Linked DNA regions of Homo sapiens: region 2 is linked to region 1. A link is an interaction called in ENCODE POLR2A ChIA-PET data of the cell type or tissue named here. Cell type or tissue: Caco-2. All regions are shown on one strand. Links, peaks and the distances in the headings refer to the core of each region. The heading gives the core; the rest is flanking DNA.

The links. ChIA-PET counts read pairs that join two places held together with the same protein. Peaks named below come from ENCODE experiments on the same cell type or tissue, not always from the same donor. Only the 100,000 strongest peaks of a DNase experiment are listed, where the experiment ranks them.
Region 2: POLR2A ChIA-PET joins it to region 1 with 5 read pairs; 1 of 35 experiments calls an interaction of 5 or more read pairs at or near these places.

Annotation. Positions count from the first base shown.
Region 1 is chr20:51,323,843-51,329,221 of GRCh38, reverse strand. No RefSeq gene overlaps it. Among named protein-coding and RNA genes, the nearest start is that of MIR3194, 130 kb to the left of the region's middle. RefSeq lists an enhancer at 266-1,144. In Caco-2, for the core only: a CTCF peak has its summit at 2,802 (motif pointing right); a DNase peak (open chromatin) is centred at 2,821.
Region 2 is chr20:50,209,204-50,214,582 of GRCh38, reverse strand. No RefSeq gene overlaps it. Among named protein-coding and RNA genes, the nearest start is that of CEBPB-AS1, 20 kb to the right of the region's middle. In Caco-2, for the core only: no CTCF peak of the experiment used is centred there; DNase peaks (open chromatin) are centred at 725 and 2,977.

The DNA of each region.
Region 1 (5,379 bases), core at 97-5,096:
AGTTTGTTATACTTAAGCAGGCGTGATCACACCCACTCTGCCTAGTACCCAGGAATATAGTAAATTCATTAATTCACATCACTCATTTACTCATAACTCTTGACTTCATGGAGTTCACAAGTTAGTGAAAGACTCAAATGGATTGATACATTCTGAAAATAGTGCCACACAATGTGTTGTGCTGTTGTTATGTGCCTTGATGAATTGCTGTTTCGTTTATTGAGCACCTACTGTGTGCGGCCACTGTGCTAAATCTTATATGTATCAGCTGTATGCAGTAGGTGCTCTTAATCCTCTTTTTACAAGTGAAGCTATGCAATCTCAGAGAGGTTAAGCAACTTGTCCTAGGCCACCCAGCTAGTAATTTGGATCTAGGTTTTGTGACCTCGGAGCCTTTCCTACTATGTGGTAACTTTTTGCTTAGGGACGTTTTAAATATCTACATTTAAACTGACAGTGGGAGTAATATTTCTAATAAAAGCCCTAGTCAATTCACTTACTGCCATTTGCCTTTTAATGTAATAATTGTGGTGGATTTGGATCATGTCAACTCAGCTAAGTTGGAATTCTCAGAATTCCCTTCCCTGCATTGTTTCTGGTTAGCATAGACCAAAAGACATTTTGAGTGAGACCCGGGAGGGGGAAGCGAAGTGGCAGGTAGACTGCTGCCATGCTTGGAAGGTGGGCATGGAGCACGCGGCTGCAGTGCACCCACGTGGACACCCTTCTGTGGGCTCGCCTGGTTGGTGTGGGCAGCAGCTAAGCCTGCAGCTTCCAGTCCCTGTGGATCCTCCTTAGTGTCTCTGAATCCTGGCAGAGGCCTGTTTAGTTCCGGGATGAAGAATGCCACCTTTTCCTGCAGATCACCTGAGTGAGTAATCACAGATGGCTGCTTGGAGGTGGCAAGAGATGGACGGGGGGTTTCCAGTCTGTCATCCCGGGTTCCAGCTTGTCCTGGTGGCTCCAGTTTGTCGTCACTCCCTCCCACTTCCCATCCATCCTTCCTTCTTGGTGGCTGCCCTGCTGACTTGAGGATCCAGCGTCAAATTCAAAGAAGCAGCCCCATGTAGACTGGTGAACCAGCTCCCCAAGTTGCATAAGGTAAATCTCTACGATAAATCCCTCCAGTTGATTCTGCTGTGGTCAAACCCTGATACAACAATTTAAGCCTGAATCTCATTTCGTGTACTTTAATATATAATAACTCAAGCCTGTCTTCATTCCTCCATTGTTTTCAAATATTTAAAGCAAATACCTATGAGTATGTGAGGGATACCTATGTCTGCCACACATCATGGTTAAAACTCTGTTTGAAGATTTTAAAAAGCACCTTGGCAATGCCTGGCAGGTCTGTCTGGAAAGGAGCAGAGAGGCCAGGGTGGGAGGGAATCCCCCTGCCTTCGACCCAGACGCCTTGGTTCTCCCAAATCACTTGATAGATTTTCCCCAGACCTGTCCCTGAGGCCCTGGACTTGGCTGTGGCTTTGAGGGCGGGAACGCCTCCGAGCTGGCCGCTGGGGAACGCGGACTGTCTAGTGGAAAATCCTGATGCCAACTAGAGCTCTGTGTCGTAGGCACACGGCTAGACTGGAGGGACGCGCCCACACGATAGGAAGTGATGTGTCTTGCTGGACAATGCCAGCAGATACTATTTGATATTTATAAACTTTTCCAGACTCTCAGAGCAGAAGATGAGCAGCTTCATTTTTACAACCACAAATAGTACATTCCTAAGCTTGTACGTGTGTGTATACATATATGCATTAGAATGACTGAGTGTAACTCACAAAAGAAGAAAAAACAATGAAGCAAATCCATGACTGAGTTTCCATTGGCCTAAAGGAGAATACAATAATTCATAAATACCTCTCCATTTATACAAAGGAAGAAATGCGGTCAGGCACGGTGGCTCAGGCCCCTAATCTCAGCACTTTGGGAGTGCCGAGGTGGGAGGATCACTTGAGCCTGGGAGTTCATGACCAGCCTGGGCAACACAGCAAGACCCTATCTCTACAAAACTTTTAAAAATCAGCCAGGCATGGTGGTGTGCGCCTGTAGTCTCACCTATTTGGGAGGCTGAGGTGGGAGGATCGCTGGAGCCTGGGAGGTCAAGGTTGCAGTGAGCCATGATCAAGCCTCTGCACACCAGCCTGGGTGACAGAGTGAGATCTTGTCTCAAAATAAAATAATAAAATAAAATAAAATAAAGAAACAGCAATGAACAAATGGAGGTCTGTGAACTTCCATTTATCCAAAGGAAGAAAGAACATTTCACAGAACCAGAAACATTCACAAAATCTTCTCTTTTACAAAGGTGGAAAGACTAGCCTCAACTGTTTACCCCAGGAGGTCAGAAAACTATGACCCACAACTGGCTGTTTTGGTAAATAAAGCTGTATTGGAACACAACCATGGTCACTCTCTTACTTATTGTCTATACTGCTTTCATGCTACAACAGCCAAGTTCATTAGCTGAGACAGGGATGTATGGCCCACAAAGCCTCACATATTTATTATGCAGCCCTTTAGTAAAAGTTTATGGACTTCTGGTTTATTCCATAACCTTTGGGACCACTGAAGCATCCTCCCTATTGCTTTCACATTTTCTTGAATAAATTGAGCCCCTTACACCTTCAGCAGCAGGAAGTCTAATACTTCCTCTTGAGCACCTCACTTTCTCACCACTCCCATTATCCAAGAATCCTGGGATTTACATGGTCCAAAGAGGATCAGTCCTATTTCCAAACAACAGAAACCTACACTAAAGCCATCAGGTCTCATGGCCACCAGGGGTCACTGTTAAGCACAGGCTGTCCTCTGAGCTCAAGATCCACTGCTCCCCAACACAACGCTGGGACTGCTGGGGCCTGACAAGATTCCAGCTCAGCCAGTAGCCCTGTTAGAAGCAGTCCCCTGTGAACCTCATTAAGGCGCTCAAGCTTTGGCCAGGTGCTCCCACCCTCTTGATGATTTCTTGTTCTGGATCCGTCCCCAGCCACGTGGGTTTCCTGTCTTTCTCCAGTAGATGTTAGGTGAGAGCCCCAGAGTCCACTCTGATGGCTTTTCCCAACTTCAGGTCATGGGGAGCAATGATGGATATCTCAGTTCCTTCCTTCCCTAGAGAACCTGGCTCCACATGCAAACGGATGCAGCTCCCCCAACCCCATCCCCAGCAGCTAGGTCTTTCTGGTGAGAGACGTGCTTTGGTCAGGTTACAGGAGTTCTTTTACAACCACCCTCAAGAAATGTCCCCTGTTCGCATTAACTAAGAAAGACCATTTCATTCCTAAACAAAGAAGATTTATTGCAAGGAGAGGCGTGGACAGGTGCAGATACCTAAAGAAGATAACCTGGATCCAATGTCGCTGGGTCTTTGTTCACACCTCATAGCTTCTTCCCTGGTGGTTCAGGCAGCTTCTGAGATGGTCTCTGTGATCTTCACTTTCTTATATTCATGCCCTCAGGTAATCCCTTCTCCTTGGGTAATTTCCATCAAACCAACAGCATACCTCAATATTGGGGGAATGCCACATCTGTGATTAGATTACAGAATAGTTGGGCTTCCATCTTGCTAGCAGACCCTCTCCCTCGCCAGCTGTGAGGAAGCAGCCTGCCAGGTTGGAAGGCTCACATGGTCAATAGTCAGCTCATGCTGAAATCTGCCCTGTGGCGAGCGGGGAGCCGGTGTGGCAATGAACTGACGGAGTTCTCCATCCAACAGCCAGTGAGGAGCTGAGGCCCTGAATCGAAGAGCCCACACATGACAGAATCCTCCCAACAACCACATGTGTGAACTTGGAAATGGAGCCGACACCAGTTGAGCCTTCAGATGAGATCCTAGCCCTGGTTAAGACCTTGATCGCAGCCTTGGAAGAGACACTGAAGGAGAGGACCCAGCTAAGCTGTGCCTGGATTCCTGCCCCACAGATACTGTGAGATAGTTTTAACTGTTTGTTATTCTAAGCTATGAGGTTTGTGGATGATTTGTTATGCCACAGTAACTAATATACCTGTCCACAGACCATTTCAGCACTAAACACACGGGAAACTGTCAGGCTTTACAAATGTATTGACCTTTAAAATGCCTACATTTTGCAGCAGAGAGTAGTAGATAAATAGAAGTACTTCTCAGAAAGATAAAATGTCTAACCTAAACAGGTGAACATTTGGGATTACCTGACAAAGGTCAAGGAGAGTAACAAATAGCTGACCCTTCCTCCCAGGTCCAGAGACTGGCCGGCTTTTGATGTGAGGGGTGGAGCATGCATCCAGCTCTCTGAGGCTATGGAGGGTGCCTGTCCACCTCTCCCCACCTACTCCACCTACTCCCACTTCCTGGACCACTCTCTGCAAATCAGTGAGCCCCATCTTCTATTCTGCCTGGCCTGGATTCACAACCTACCGAGCTGCTCTGAAAGGGAAATCTGGGGAATGACATTTATCAATGTAATTGACCAAGAGGAGCTGGCATTTCCACGACTACCTCTGCTGCTCAGAAAGGGCATCTAGGAGTCAGCTGGAAGCTCCTTCTCATATCATAGCTCACTTAATCCTCACAGACTCTTGTTTTGATGGAAGCACTAATATCCCCAATTTCCAGATGGGGAAATGGAGGCAATTAGAGAGTAAGAACCCTGACCCAGGTCATAAGCTAGTGAAGGGACAATCTGACCCAGGCAATGGCCCCAGAGTCTATGCTTTTAACAGGGGCCCCATATCACTATTCACCCACCTAGGATTCCCCATCTCCCCTCTATGTTGAATGGCCCCTCGGCTCTCCTAGAGGACCATTGCTCCCCAGTTCTCAGCTCAAATAGTGATGGTGGGAAGGATTGTCCCATTGTTTTTCTGTGTGTGCACACTCACACACACACACTCACACACCCTCTTATAGTCACGTGTGCACTTGCACACACTCACCTGCACAAGCGCTCTGAAGCTCCAGGTCAGAGCCTGTAACACGGGCCTGACGCATCACCACGCTCCACAGCTCTGCCTGCGCCAAGGGTTCCCTGCCCGCACCCAAGCCAAGCTGGGCCAAATCAACCCTAGGAGGTTTGAGAAAAGGGATGCTCTTTTTCCAGGGCCTCACTGAGCTGTAGGATGCAAGCCTGAAACTACTGGTGATGAAAAGAAAAGCAGAAAGAGAAAGCGCGATCCCTGAACACGTTCTTTAAGCCCCAAGATTCAGCCAGGCACAAAGGTTCATCAAGGTCTGTTTAGGTTCATGAGTCAGGATGGCCCCTGAATCGCTGGAGTCAGTCTGAGGTTGGTTTCTGTCACTTGAGACCAAGAAAAACTGAGCATTTCAGCAGAGAAAGGGGTATCTGCAGGGCTGCTAAGAGATTGCTGCTCCCAAGGCTTTAGACCTGCCCAAGG
Region 2 (5,379 bases), core at 118-5,117, 1.1 Mb after region 1:
TCACACATAAACAGAGCCCAAATGGGGGTCCTGCCTGTGGACCACACACAGAGATTGAGGGGAGCTGGTGGGGAGCCCGGAAAGGCCTGCCCTCCCAGTCGGGACACTGTGTGCCTGCCCCCAACCAGTTCCTCCTCCCATTCGCCTGCCCACCACCTCCCCACCTCCAGCTCATCTGAGGTCACTGAGCCCTCCATGGGGCGAGTCCCAAGTAGGCAGGTCCCCTCAGGTATCACCCAACCCACCAGGAATCCCATTAAAACTTAGCAGGTCACTCCAGCCAGGTGTGGTGGCTCATATCTGTAATCCCAGCACTTCGGAAGGTCAAGGCAGGAGGATCGATCACTTGAGCCCAGGAGGTAGAGGCTTCAATGTGCTATGATTGTGCCTCTGCACTCCAGCCTAAGTGACATAGCAAGGCCCTGTGTCAAAAAAAAAGCTTAGCGGTCACTCATCCAAAACCCACACATACTCTGCTACTTATTGAGTGCTTACTGTGTACCAGACCACAGGCTGCATACTTTCCACCAACTGCTTCATTTTGTTCTCTCCTCCCCTTGGCCGACATCACCCACCCTGTAACCCTAGGAGGAAGAAGTCAGGCATATCCCCGCCCTGCTCAGAACCCCACCCACCCCTGCCACACACACACACCACCTCCCAGCTCCCATCCTACTTCTCTCCCCATCACTCACAATGGCACCTCCCCTACTGGCCTCCTTGCGGTCCCTTGAACATAGACAGCATGGTCCCATCTCAGAGCCTTTGCACTTGCCATGCCATTCCCTCTTTCCCCAGAGACCTCATGGCTCCCCCGCCCCACCCCACCCAATAGCACCTTCCCTCAGCCAGGCATTCCCTGACCTCTGTGGTTAAGTGAAACATCCTTCTCTTCCTCACACTCACGCACTCTCTCTCTGATTCTCTCCCTCTTGCATGCACACACACAAACACACACACACTCTCCTCTCCCTCCCCTTCTTTATTTTCCTCCCTAGCACTCATCATCGGACCACCTGTATCCCCCACCCCAATAATGGACCCGCCATGAAGGTGGGGCTTGGGGCCGCCTTATTCTCTTCTGTATCCCCGGGCTTAGCACAGCACCTGGTGTGTGGTGTGTGCTCATCAAAGTCATTCCTGGAGCACATCTTTGAGAGTCTTTTGTGTGCCAGGCTGTGAGTTGCAGACACAGCACAGAACAAGATGGAAACATCGTGGCAAGTAGGATCAGAGGCCCTGGGTCTAGGAACCTTACCCAGCCACTTCCCGGTTGTGGAACCTCAGGAAAATATCGGAGGCCTGAGGGGTAGCTGATCCCACCGGCCAGCTAGACCCTCCCAACATCCTTGTGACATCCACAGTGTGATAATTCTCTGGAAAGTGCTGGGCTCAGTGCGTGTTGCTACCTTATGGTTGATTGTCCATGCTCTTACCGGTTTCACAAGCAAACTCCAATTGACCAAAAATCACCCCAGTGGAACCCCTCAATTAACCAAATTGGGGTTTGGGGGAGGAGGGTTTTTTTTGTTTTTCTTCCCCTTTGCTTCCGTCAGTCCATTTACTAGCTGTTTATTTACCGGGCACCAAGTGTGTGAACATCATGGAGTCCCCGCTTACAGAAAGGTCTCAGAGTCAAGGAAAGAGATGGACTAGAAATATGGGGCAGAGGCAAAGTCACAGGAGACGTCCTTATCAAGTGGGAAGACCTTGCCACCTTCCAAAGGAGGAAACTGGCAAACGCACCATGTGGACGGCTCTCAAGAACATCACGGAAGGACAGGAACAAGTCCCATTGAGATGGCTGGTGTGAGGTCGCCAAGGCATTAAAAAGAACGATCATCCGGAAATGCAAATGAAACCACAATGAGATATTACTACACACATGGCCAAATAGCTCATATTAAAAAGACTGACCTCTCCAGGTGTACTCAGAATCAAGGGATGGGGCCAGGCATGGTGGCTTACGCCTGTAATCCCAGCACTTTGGGAGGCTGAGGCAGGCAGATCACTTGAAGTCAGGAGTTCGAGACCAGCCCGGATACCTGGCAAAACCCCATCTCTTCTAAAAATACAACAACAAAAAAATTAGCCGGGTGTGGTGACACACACCTGTAGTCCCAGGTACTCAGAAGGCTGAGGCAGGAGAATCGCTTGAACCCAGGAGGCGGAGGTTGCAGTGAGCTGAGATGGTGCCACCTCACTCCAGCCTGAGCAACAGAGTAAGACTCCATCTGAAAAAAAAAAAAAAAAAAAAAAAAGGAGCGAGATGGGCCAGAAATATGGAGGACAGCAGTAGCGAAATGCTTTGGAAACTGTTTGGAAATATGCAGAAACTCAACACACGTGAATGATGTGTCCAGTGATGATGCCTCGGGTATAAACTTGATAGAAACAAGAGCTGGCATCCACCAAATGACACAAACAAGAGCTGGGTGCAGTGGCTCATAGCCATGATCCCAGCTACTCGGGAGGCTGAGATGAGAGGATCACTTGAGCCCAGGAGTTCAAGGCTGCAGTGAGCTGTGATAGCACCAATGCACTCCAGCCTTGGCAACAAAGCAGGATCCCAACTCGTAAAATAAAATAAAAAAAAGAAAAAGAAAAAAGACACAAAGAAGAATGTCCATGGCAGCTTTATTCACAACAACCAAAACCTTGAAATAACCCAACTGTCTACCAACAGTAGACTGGACTATGGTATAGTCACACAGTGGACAGTGGAACACAACACAGTAGTGAGAATGAAGCTGTACAGTACTGCATAGAGGAACTTTAAAAGTTTAACTGAGCAAAAGAAGCCAGACACAAAAGCAAATACTCTGAATGATTCCATTGATATGAAGTTGTAGAACAGGCAAAACAATGTAATCTGTTAGAAGTCAGGAGAGCAGTTGTCCTAGACAGAAACATTTTTCAGTGATTAAAAATGTTTGTTCTGTTTCAGGCCAGGTGTGGTAGTTCACACCTGTAATACCAGCACTTTGGGAGGCCAAGGCAGGTGGATCATCTGAAGTTAGGAGTTCAAGACCAGCCTGGCCAACATGGTGAAACCCTGTCTCTACTAAAAATACAAAAATTAGCCGGGCAGTAGTGGTGCACACCTGTAATCCCAGCTACTCAGGGGGCTGAGGCAGGAGAATCGCTTGAGCCTGCGAGACAGAGGTTGTGGTGAGCCGAGATCTCGCCACTGCACTCCAGTCTACAGTGACAGAGTGAGACCCTGTCTCAAAAAAAAAAAAAAAGTTCTGCTTTTTTATCCAAGTGCTGCTCACACTGGTGTGTTCAGGTGGTAAAAATGTATCTTCTGTACCCTGCTTAGACTTCTGTAAAAGTTCACATTTTAAAAGATATAACAGAAAGAAAGGAAGGAAGGAAAAGCCACATTCACACAGAGATGAAAGAAATGCATACACAAAGATCTGGAAGTTCAAACCCCAAAATTATAAAACCACGCTGACAGAGTGAAAAGGAGCCAGCCCTGGCCAGATGGTCCAGAACTGACTTCAGCTTGATTGGAAATGTTATCATGTGTTAAGAGAATGGATACCTGTATTACTATTATCAATTTAAATCAAAATTTCTTAGTAAAAAGGCAAAAAGACAGCCAGCCACGGTGGTTCACGCCTATAATCCCAGCACTTTGGGATCAAGCAGGAGGATCACTTGAGCCCAGGGGTTTGAGGCTGCAAAGAGCTATGATTGTGCCACTGTACTCCAGCCTGGGCAACATAGCAAGACTCAGTCTCTTTATTTATTTATTTATTTATTTATTAAGTTCCGGGGTACATGAGCAGGATGTGCAGGTTTGTTACATAGGTAAACATGTGCCATGGTGGTTTGCTGCACCCATCAACCCATCACCTGGGTTGGATGTATTAGCTCTTTCCTCTAATGCCCTGTCTCCTTGTGTCTTAAAAAATTTTTTTAATAAAAAAAATTTAGGGCAAAAAGAGAGGCCAGCCAGGGAATCAAAGAGCAAGTTGTAGCTACTGAGAACCTCCTCTGTGCTCCAGGGGCACACACGTAGGCATGCCTAGCCCTTACTTGCCCAAGTTTCCCACTGATAGAATCTGAGGGCCAGAAGACCAAGGTTCACCCATTGTTTCTCTGTGGCCTGGCACAATGCACTTCCTCCCGTTTCCCAGGTAAGGAAACTGAGGTCAGTGAGGTTAACGATGAGGACAACTGCCCTCAAAGAGTGTTCCTGAGCACTCAGGAGACAACTCAGGTGAAAGTACTAGGTGACCATGCCGGATGCCACAGTACAGCCAGGACTGGCCACATCAAGATGCAGGGCCCTCGTTCACAAATCATTAAGAATTTCAAGGCCAGGTGCGGCAGCTCATGCTTGTAATACCAACACTGTGGGAGAGTAAGGCAGGAGGGTTGTTTGAGCCCAAGAGTTTAAGACCAACCAGAGCAACATAGAGAGACTCCTCCCTACTCCAATATCTACAAAAAATAAAATTTTAAAAATTACCAGGGCTGGGGGCAGTGGCTCATGCCTCCAACCCCTGAGCTTTGGGAAGCTGAGGCGGGCGGACTGCCTGAGGTCAGGAGTTCGAGGTCAGCCTGGCCAACATGGTGAAACCCCGTCTCTACTAAAAGTATAAAAAATTAGCCAGGCGTGGTGGCAGGCGCCTGTAATCCCAGCTACTTGGGAGGCTAAGACAGGAGAATCACTTGAACCCAGGAGGCGGAGGTTGCAGTGAGCCAAGACCGTGCCATTGCACTCCAGCCTGGGCAAGAACAAAACTCCGTCTCAAAATAAATAAATAAATAAAAATAAAAATTGCTGCGCACAGTGGCTCATGCCTGTAACCCAACACTCTGGGAGGCCGAGGTGGGCAGATTATTTGACGTCAGGAGTTCAAGACGCAGCCTGGCCAACATGGTGAAACCCCATCTATACTAAAGATATAAAAATTGGCCAGGCATGGTGGCTCACGCCTGTAATCCCAGCACTTTGGGAGGACAAGGCGGGTGGATCATAAGGTCAAGAGATCAAGACCATCCTGGCCAATACGGTGAAACCCTGTCTCTACTAAAAATACAAAAATTAGCTGGGCATGGTGGCACTCACCTGTAGTCCCAGCTACTCAGGAGGCTGAGGCAGGAGAATCACTTAGAACCTGGGAGGTGGAGTTTGCAGTGAGCCGAGATCTTGCCACTGCACTCCAGCCTGGTGACAGAGTGAGACTCTGTCTCAAAAAAAAACAAAAAAAAAAAAAAAAAAAAAATATATATATATATATATATATATATATATATATATATATATATATGTATAAAATTAGCCAGGCGTGGTGATGGGTGTCTGAAATCCCAGCTATTCAGGAGGCAAGAGAATCGCTTGAGCCCAGGAGGCAGAGGTTG